2 separate regions of the Homo sapiens genome follow, and region 1 is linked to region 2. Evidence: read pairs that join two places in POLR2A ChIA-PET (ENCODE). Cell type or tissue: OCI-LY7. All regions are shown on one strand. Each heading gives the region's core, and the rest is flanking DNA. Links, peaks and the distances in the headings are about the cores only.

Evidence for each region. ChIA-PET counts read pairs that join two places held together with the same protein. Peaks named below come from ENCODE experiments on the same cell type or tissue, not always from the same donor. Only the 100,000 strongest peaks of a DNase experiment are listed, where the experiment ranks them.
Region 1: POLR2A ChIA-PET joins it to region 2 with 5 read pairs; 2 of 35 experiments call an interaction of 5 or more read pairs at or near these places.

The regions. Positions count from the first base shown.
Region 1 is chr11:121,574,593-121,579,595 of GRCh38, reverse strand. SORL1 (sortilin related receptor 1) reads right to left here. Exons shown (of 48, transcript NM_003105.6): 25 at 2,196-2,315. Among named protein-coding and RNA genes, the nearest start is that of SORL1-AS1, 120 kb to the right of the region's middle. RefSeq lists a silencer at 2,722-2,801. In OCI-LY7, for the core only: no CTCF peak of the experiment used is centred there; no DNase peak of the experiment used is centred there; H3K27ac peaks cover 1,496 bases.
Region 2 is chr11:121,348,113-121,353,115 of GRCh38, reverse strand. No RefSeq gene overlaps it. Among named protein-coding and RNA genes, the nearest start is that of SC5D, 58 kb to the right of the region's middle. In OCI-LY7, for the core only: no CTCF peak of the experiment used is centred there; no DNase peak of the experiment used is centred there.

The DNA of each region.
Region 1 (5,003 bases), core at 332-4,331, 230 kb before region 2:
GTTAAGAATACAAATAAAATGTCTACAGGTAATTGTCCTAAAAAAACACACAGAAATCAGATGTACACGTTTAAAAACAATAGCGGTGGGTTGAGGTGAATAAAGAAACAGCCTCGTGGAAAGTAAAAGTGGCGAAAAGAAAAGCAAAGAGGACGCACAGCAGAGTGCGCATCCAAGCTGATGCCAACAGGAGGTCAGCTACCTTGACCTATTTCTTTTGGCACTGTACGCAGCTTAATTTAGTAGGTCTGAAAATGAGGTGTCATGCCACACATCACCATGAGCTCACATCTGACCTCCAACTATTTTGAGATGACAGAGAAGGTGGATCATCCTTGAAAGGTTTGGAAGAACAGCCCTTGGAACAAGGCTGCAGCTGAGCAGCAAGGACTCTTAAGTTTTCTCCAGTTTGCCTTGCCGGAAGAAAATCAGAGAAAAAACCAGGAGTTTATACAAGCTTGCCTATAGAAATGAAGTAATCAATTCATTCTGTAAGACCGGCACATGCTGCTGAAATGCAAATTTGAGTAAGGCAGTTGTGTTAACAAGATGTTCAATCATACTGCAATTTACAAACTGCAATGTCCAAGTGCACCCTTCTAATCTATTAACTAAGTATCCATCCAAACCCAAAGCTTCCAAACAGCATTCACGTGTTTCCTGTGCCAACGGCAGCTCCTTTATGGGCCTCGGTTCTTCCTCCTTCTGCAGACCATGCTTTAATATACAGAGAGAAGCATTTTCCTGCAGTCTTTTCAGAAGCAGAGGTGCAGACACAGAGGCTGCGCCAGAAAGAACATGGGTGGACTTTACAAGCGAACAGGATTTGGTAACACCACAGAATATCCCATGTGATGTATATGGCATTTGAAGAGATCTATTCACTCCCTTAAGGCCATATGAGGTCACCTCCAAACTAAAAGGAATGGAGGGAAGCAGTTGCATAAAATTACTCAATCCACAAAGGTTCTCTGAGCACATACTCTATTATGTGCTGGACACTGCAGAGAATACAAAAGAGTAAAAGAAGAGGTCATCTCTCTCCGTGGGGAAGCAAGTCTAAGCCAGAGCATAATGCACAGTTATTTATCCTTAGGTCTGAGATATAACAGATGTACCTTCTTTGTATTTCCTTTTACCAATTAGTAGGCGTGCTTTGAGCCGCCAGATGCCGGGCAGTGTAGGAAGTGCTGGGATACTCTGGGGGCAGAGGAGGTTAAGACATGAGATTTAAAAGTCCAATAATTCACAAGATTAATAGCTGGCTTCAGATAATTGAGAAGATGACTCAACAATGAATTACACAATGAAGTCTGAATTATCCGAGTGTAAAAACAGATCTGTCCTTACCATGAAATGTTTAAAGGAAACATCTTTATCTCCCTAGTCCAAAATCACTAGAGGGGTTCAAGACAGAACTGAATAACAGCTTCTCAAGGAGGCTGTAGAGCAAATTTACTCAATGAGTAATAAAATCTGGAACAAAAATTCCTTAATTTTTGTTTTTTGGACAAATTACAATGGGGTACAAAGTGATGATTATAAAATGGAATTTGTTTTCATTTCTCCACAAGCTTCTCAACTCCTTGCACTACCCACTGCCTATCACCCCCAGTCTGCCCTGCCCCATCATAATATATCTGGCCACCATTCATCCACTCATTCATAAAAATAATGTAATGAACATAAGCGAACCCAACAAAAGAATGAGAACACTACCCCTACCTTATAGCACCTAGCACATTCATGTTGTTTCCATCTTTACTTTTAATAAAATCTTACCCAAAACGGGTACAAACACAGTTTACATTTTCCTTGTCTGGGGAACCCCCTGATGCTCCATTTTAAAAAACATGAGCTAGTTCAGTGCTTACTCAAAGTATGGACCCCAGCCGAGGGGCTGGTCTGAAAACTGTTTAACACTGGTCCTGAATGAATAAGAAGCTTGAGCCAGAACATAAATCAACGATATCACTCAGAACACTGTTTAATCAGTTGAAAGCAGGGTGTTGATTTACATTCTGGCACAGGTTCCTTATCTCATCAAAGACCAGCTCTTTGAGAAGCATGAAACTCGCTGATTTCTAAGGTCCAAGCTAATTCTCAGAGCCTAGATTTTCCGATCGTTTAAAGCTATAATGTTAACCACTGCATGAACGGATGAGTGCTGTCAACTGAGTCCAGGAAGTACTGACCGGTACAGTTGGCTTCATCAGACCAGTCCCTGCAGTCGTTGTCCCCGTCACATACCCAGGAGGAGCGGATGCACATGCCGGAACTGCAGTTGTACTCGTCACTCCGGCACTGGTGCATTTCTGCAGGTGAGACCATAAACAGAGAGGTGAGGACAAAAGCTTGTTCAGAATTTTGTCTCTGGTGTCAAAGCTCTCATAAAGGATGGAGATGGACCCGTGATCACCAATGATCCACAGAGACCATGAACGAAGAGACTTTTACCAGGGACAAAAGGTCATTTAACAGCTTCCAGTCAGTGTGCTGCAAATGGGTTACAGGTGGGCTGAGATTCTGAGACCCTCAGACCCTTAGAGCTGCTTGCCTCTTGACAACAGCATCCTTGTCCATTCATCCCAGTGCTCTCCACATATATTATTTTCTATGCTTGCTATGATGGGAAGAAGGTTAGGAAGCAGTGATAGAGGAGGCCAGGAAGTAGAACTTTCAAGAAACAGAGGACTCCTACAGACACAGCCTGTGGTTTGAGAAAAGGAGTGCCGAGAGGTCTGCATGAGCTGATCACCGTGAGATGCTCAGTCAGAGAGAGTAAAATCAGTGCTGAGCTCCCAAAACGGAGGAAACATAACTCGGGACTTTCTGTGGGCAGAGCTCCAGGGACACGGGTGGATGCGCTGTCTCTAGAAGGGTGGGGGCCTGGTAAGAACCAACCAGCAGAGCTTGACCAAGAAGGGGAAGGAGGCTGCCCTGGCAATAGCCTTCAAAGCTCCTGGGGAGATCATGAAGACAGAATGCTATAGGCTGAGCTTATAAACAATAGCAATTTATTTCTCTCGGTTCTGGAGGCTAGGAAAATTCAAATGTTTATACTTCATATGTTGAAACTTCAAATTTGTATGTTGAAACTTAATCACCAATGTGATATTATTAAGAGATGGGACCCCTGTGAGGTAATTAAGTCATGGGGGCAGAGCCCTCATGAATAGGATTAGTGTCCTTAAGAAAGAGGTGGGAGGGAGCTGTTCACTCCTTCTGCCACGCTTGCGTACAGATAGAAGCATTTCCCTGCAGTCCTTCCAGAAGCAGAGGTGCCATCTGACGCTGCAGTGAAGGTACCATCTATGAGGAACAGGCCCTCACTAGACAATAAGTCTGCTGGCACCTCAGTCTTGGACCTCCCAGTCTCCAGTACTGTGAGAAACAAAATACTATTGTTTATAAATTACCTACACTAAGTATTTTGTTATCACAGCCCAAATAGACTGTGGCATAGAACTTTCACATGGAGTTTACAGAGCGTCAGAAAACAGGAGCAGCCAAGCGTGGGGCCCAAGGCAGCCGTCTCAGTCATTCTCGCCAAGAGGCTTGTTGATGGCAAAGCTAGTAAATCAGATATTTTTGAGGAAGAGTGTGGAAACTTACGAAGAGGACCTGCATCAGAGGAAGGGGCTAACCGGGACCCTGGGATGAATTCAGGACAAACTAGTAAGAATGAGCCATGAACAGAGGATCAGGGGGCTGAAACTGCTTCACAGTCAAACATGTACCCAGTACGTGAGCTCAATGATACCAGAAAGAGGGAACCACGTGAAGTTTCCTTCTTACTAGGGCAAAACTAGCTACACATTTCAACCTTCTAAGAGTGCTGGGAAGGAAATGGCAGGGATGAAGGGGAAATAGTTGCACATTCCAAGGACATGTTTTCAGGCACTTGAAGAAGGAAAACTGGGAATTTTTTAAAAACCTTCCAAGAGCCAGGCTAGGGGTATTTTCTGTGTGGAAATGGCCTAGGCTCTGCTCTGCTGGTTAACTTGCATTGAGATGATTTACAAGCTGCCCTTGCTCCCCTTATTTCAGCTGCTGTGAGTCAAACCACCTGCTCATAATCAAGCAGGCTGTGTCCATGTGCGTAAGCACAGCGTGGCTGGACCTGCCCCCCGTGGACAGGGAGAGAGGGCACAGTAGGGCCCCGCCAACTCATCACCACGTCTGGGTCAGCGTCTGACCTCCACTCTCACTTCCCTCTCATGCCTCAATCTGGCACACCATGCTGATTGCATAATGTCTCCTTCGGAGGTCAGCAACTATGAGTCTGGGACCAGGGACTGTTAACTAAGATGGGTCTCATGAAACTGACAAGGAGGTACTGTGCAACAGAAATAGTGGAGGATTAGAAAATGGGAGACATGGATTCCAGTTCCCCATTCTGACACAAACTAATTGTGTCACCTTGAATAAGCCCCCTGACCTCTACAGACCTCAGTCACTTTAGAAAGTAGAAATTAAAAGGATTGGACCAGAGAATCTCTATCATTCCTTGGAATTGTAACCCACTGTTTTTCTAAATATAAAAATGTCCATTCAGAAAACAGATGCTCACTCAATGCCTATACCATCTGCTAACTTCTAATAATAACAGAGTTGAATGAATTAAATTGGTTAAAAAAAAAAGAACAGTTCACAGAGGTGCAGATTTGTGTCTTCAGCAGGCTAATCTCACACCCACTGAGACATGTGGGCCAAGCCTGTAGAGCTGTTAATAACCCCCTGAATTCATTCAGAAATTTACTTCCTTACCATCACCTTTCATCCTTATAGCATCTCTCCAAGGCAAAGCAGGGTCCATTTCCCCATTTTTCAGACTAGAAAACAAAGGCTAATCTAAGAGTAAGTGACAGGAGCTGAGTCCAGGCTCCATCTTTTCTGACCATGAATCATGAGGATTCAGTTCTGCTGGAGACACTTGATCCAGAGTTAATGGGAATCTAGGGTCCCATCCAGAGTTAATGGGAATCTAGGGTCCCAGTTCG
Region 2 (5,003 bases), core at 367-4,366:
AGTGAGCCCCATTCGCTGTCAGTGCCAGGGTACTGATAAATATGCTTGATGAGTACATGCAAGATTGAAGGATATTCGCTTTCTTCATGTTTGTATCATATGTTCTGTGTGGAGCAATTCATATTCTGTGTGTAGGATACTTGTGTAGCTCATTTATGTTACAGTTTCTGTGCAAAGGCTACTGCTGGTTGCTAGAGCTTTAGAGGACTTGGTGTACTGAAGACCAAGAGGGCCTTTGTGGTTCGGGTTGCCTGTCAGGTGAGGAGTTGTCCTGGAGAAGGTTGTTAAGAAGCAGTAATTTCTGAAGAGCAGCTTTCTTGCCAGGCTTATTGGCAGAGAATGCAGTGATGGTGGCAGCTCCCTCGGGTTTGGGGAAAGGCTGGTTGGCAGGGCTACAAGAGGCTCCCAGCTGCTAAAACTCTCTCAACTGGCTTTATGGACTGAGAGAGAGGCAGTGGGAGCTGCCAAGGACATGACATTTCTCATGCTAATTAGGAAGGGAGGCAGCATCCACAGCTGTGTTGATTTATGTTTTGATGTTGGACATTAGGCCTTGTCTAAGTATAGGTGAGAACGAGGACCTCTGCTTTGGAATCACTCCCAGAGCTTTTGTGTCAATCTCCCCTGTCCTCATACACACACAGAGTGCCTGAGCTCAGCCTCTTTTCATGCCGCCTGTACTGGGGTCACCAGCCTCCCCCTCCTAACCCACCCTTATAACCAGAGCAGATCCGAGCTGAGACTGGGAGCATCTGCCAGCGTCAGGGCACACTGACATCCTTGTGCTCTTATTCGTTAGTTATGCTCACCCATGACACCAAGCTTTTTGACATATGCGGGCATCTTTGGGGGAAGAAACTCCTTCTGTTTGCAAGTGATCCTGATGCTGTGTGTGTGCACACACACGAGTGCAGAAGGGCTTGTACATTCTTGGAAAGAGGCCCACAATACATTGTTAAATGAAAAAAGCAAGTTTGAAAACAGTACATAGAGCATGAACCTGGTGTCATGAAATATATTATGAATACATATATGTGTCTATGTAGTTATATACAAAGCAAGCATGAGAGAATGATGCTAAAATGTTAGTAGTGGTTTTCTCTGTGCTATATGATTCAGGGTGGTTTGTGTGAATATGTATGTTTTGAATTTTGGCTTCTTTATTGTTACCTTCTAATTTTTCTTTAATGAGTATATATATAGAGAGAGAACTTATATAATAAGAATACTACTACTAATGATAATAATAATACACATCAGGCAACAAGAGACTTAAGTGACCTACTATCCTGATGCGTCTGCAACACCTGAAAAACAGTCGGGATGGACCTGTGAGAAATCAAGACAGAAAATGTAAAAGGATTCAGAGGACTCTGCCTCTCAGTCCTACTTGGGGTTTTTGTGCGTCTGTATCTAACATGCACGCACTTCTCTAAGTGTGTTGACCCATCCAGAGGATGTGTTGTCCGAGTCTGTCCATGCAGGGAGCAAGAGAAGACGGGGTGACTAAGCTGGATTGGAGGTGGGGGCGGAGGCAGTGGGGGCGAGGTAAATAAAAGATGAGCAGAACTTTGCTGACTATGTTGACTAACTGGGATTTTTGCTGCCAAATTACCTGTGAACAGTATTCATATGACTAGGCTATGCTACTCGAGCAAAGCAGGTAGGACTCACTCCATTAATTTTTCTTTTAATTTAGAAAAACCCTCCTTCTATTACCTATCCACCACGCCAACCCCTATTCTAGGATCATAAAACCCACCACAAAATTTGAGTCACTGAGTTTCTTGGAGTCTGACACAGTTGGAAGTGTGAAAGGCAGCCATCTGGCAGGCCAGAAAGCACGTGGTTTTGAAATATTTATTTCCGTGAAGCATTAGCTATGATTTTTAACCATGTGCTGGAAGTTCAGAGCAGAAGCAAAGCTTGGGGCTCTGGCCAGCCAACCAGGAATTGTTGCCTGAGCTTCTCCTCCTAGGAGAAAGTAGGTAACAGGGAGAAAGGGAAAAATTAATGCCTGCTTCCCTTCCCCCTGGGTAGGCCCTTTTGTGGCATTTTTGTAGGGATGTTGGTTGAGAGTAGAGTCTGCTGATGCCAAGATTAACAACCCAGGATACTCTTGGAGGCCCCGTGAGTGTTAAAAGTGTTTTACAGAGCTGGGTAATTAAGAGTGGAGGAGGAGAGTCCATCTTAATCAGCAGCATGAGTTTAAATTTTGAACTCCCTGGTAAAGTATCTGCAAGGGCCATTACCTTTCATTAATTACGCAATAAACAACTCTTCAGTGGAAAAAGACCACTGGCTACAGGAGGAAGCAGAGTTGGGGCAGTTCAGGTGCCCTCTGGGTGACAGTCACATCCTGGACCCAGGGAGACAAATCCTACCTGCTGCAGCTTCCTGCACAGAAGCTCAGCTCCTAGGGGACCAGCCCCTTTCCCAGGATGGGAAATGGATCCCCTCGTCCACATCCAATGGAGTCATTATGTGCTATTTCCCTATCTACAATTGTCAGAGAAAATGGGAGCAGCAAAGATGGAAAGAACAAAGACTTTTTTTGTTTTTGTTTTGTACATTTCCAGCTGAAGCAGTGAATATTGAATCACTTTTACATGAGAGATGTTCTTGGGACTTTTCCAGATTATTTCAAGAAGGCAGGCACTCTCTGAAAATGAGCATTCTGCTTTTGGGTTAATTTCTGAAGGCCATCTGTGATTGATTTACTAGAGTGCTAATAATATTTTGCTTTCCTCTGTTTTCTCTCCAAAGCATCCTAAACTTCTTCCCTAATCCTGTATACCCAGCTCAGCTGTAGAGAAGCCAAAGTCACAGACTGTAAGACTCCATGGTATTTACAGCTTTATGGGAAAGCTAACTTATGGGCTGGTGGTTTTCCTCCTAACCCTAATGTTAGGGGCCAGGGGGAGCACCTTCTATTAAAACAGAACTGTACCTGAGATCTGAGGATTTCTTTTATGGAATAATATCTTCTGTGCTACAGAAAATAAAGTCATAGAAAAAAATAGTGGTAGGGCTCCAGAGAAGCCAGTAAGAGGTGATATGTCAAACCTGGCTGTAACGCCCACAGCTGCTGATGAATATTGAGCCAGACACTGTGCTGGGCACTTGTCATGGATGATCTCATTCAATTCTTGACAGCTCCATGAGGAAGGTACTAACTAGTGTGACCACATCTCAGATGGGTAAACTGTGCTTTAGAAAGGTTAAGTAACTTGCCCAAGCCTTAATGTTAATGTGGGGTCAGGATTTGACCCCACATCATTCTATACAATAACTTGTGTTTCTTACACCCAACACTGTATTCTCTAGAATGAAGTGGGGAGGATGCATCTGGCAATTAACCCATCCTCTTTAGAAATTATCCTCTGAGTTCCAAGATCCATTTCCTACCTTTAACCCAACTCCTCCTTCTTCAACTCCAATTATAGGGCCCCACTCAGTGGTCTACATCAGTAGTCCCCAACCTTTTTAGCACTAGAGGCCAGTTTCATGGAAGACAGTTTTTCCACGGATGCGACGGGGGATGGTTTCAGGATGAAACTGCTCCACCTCAGATCATCAGGCAATAGTTAGATTCTCATAAGGAGCGTGCAACCTAGATTCCTCGCATGTGCAGTTCACCATAGGGTTCACGCTCCTATGAGAATCTAATGCTGCTGCTGATCTGACAAGAGGCGGGGCTCAGGTGGAAATGCTCGTTCATGCACCGCTCACTTCCTGCTGTGCAGCCCCGTTCCTAACAGGCCACAGATGCGTATTTGTCTATGGCCTGGGGGTTGGGACCCCTGGTCTACACGATCTTCACTCCCTTTGCACTATGGCTTATTGGTGTTAATAGCAGCCTATTTGCTTAAAGGACTGAGGGGTGTCCTGCCGGAGAACTTATCCTGAGGGAGAGAGCAGCGGGAGAGGAGCAATCCCAAGTCCAGGGTGGGGCCAGTCATTAGGATTTGTCCCTAAGTCCGTCTATGAATCCTATAGAGAACCAGAAAAGATCAATTATTTAATAGGTCTATTTTCATTCTTCTCTTGACATTACTATTGCACATGCGTGGCTCATTTCTAATAGAGAAACTTATTAGAGCATCATGGTCAAAGATACCTTTAGGTTTATTTGTCCAGCTAGCCCATTTTCCTTGACACTGCCATTTACAATTATGGAGGCGACTCTTGGCAGCTATGTGCCAGCCTTGTGCTGTGCCCACTCCTTCCTCACCCCACCTCACTACACCTACTGGTGCAGAGCTGAGCTCTCGGCTGAAGCTGGACCACAGTCCCTTCCTAGGAATTAGGAATTGGCACTGAGACAAGGTTAATGGCTGGACCTTAACATGTTAACATGGAAACCATTTCCACCAAGTAATTGATGCACCAAGAAAGCTGGTCTTCAGATAGAAAAAAATAAATCATTTACAGAGAGAGGAGCAGAGCCAAAGGTGGAGAACAAACACACCGGCTTTCCAGCTTCTGTTTCCAGTCCCCTTCTTCTGGCCTTTGGCTGTGGACACAATCTATTTTTTTTTAATAATTCCTTTTTTTCTTAAGCCAGCTTGAGATAGTTTCTAAACTTGCCACAGAGAATGCTAACCTTTCTCAGTTGTATGAGTTAGTACCCGATATAATCTGTTCATTGGAACCAGGTGTTAGGTTCATTTCCCCTCTAGATAAATTAATTTTGCTCAGTCCCGAAGCAAGAGTTTATCTTCTTATCTGTTTTCACAAGGTGGAGAAGAGGGTATGGATCAGCACCACTGGTAGATAAACAGCCTAAAAGCAAATGTACTTTTGATAGTGAGCATCTATTATCTTGGAATATGATTGACGGCACATTATCTAACCGTTTTTTCCCCCTCTTCGTGCAGCCTACCACCCTGAGGATGCTAGGTGAACAAATCTTGTAGACAAAAGCAGTTACTTTTCTTTACTTCCCTAGGAAGATGTAAGCCGGCAAGACTGAAAGTCTTTGCTGTTGTCACAAATCAAAT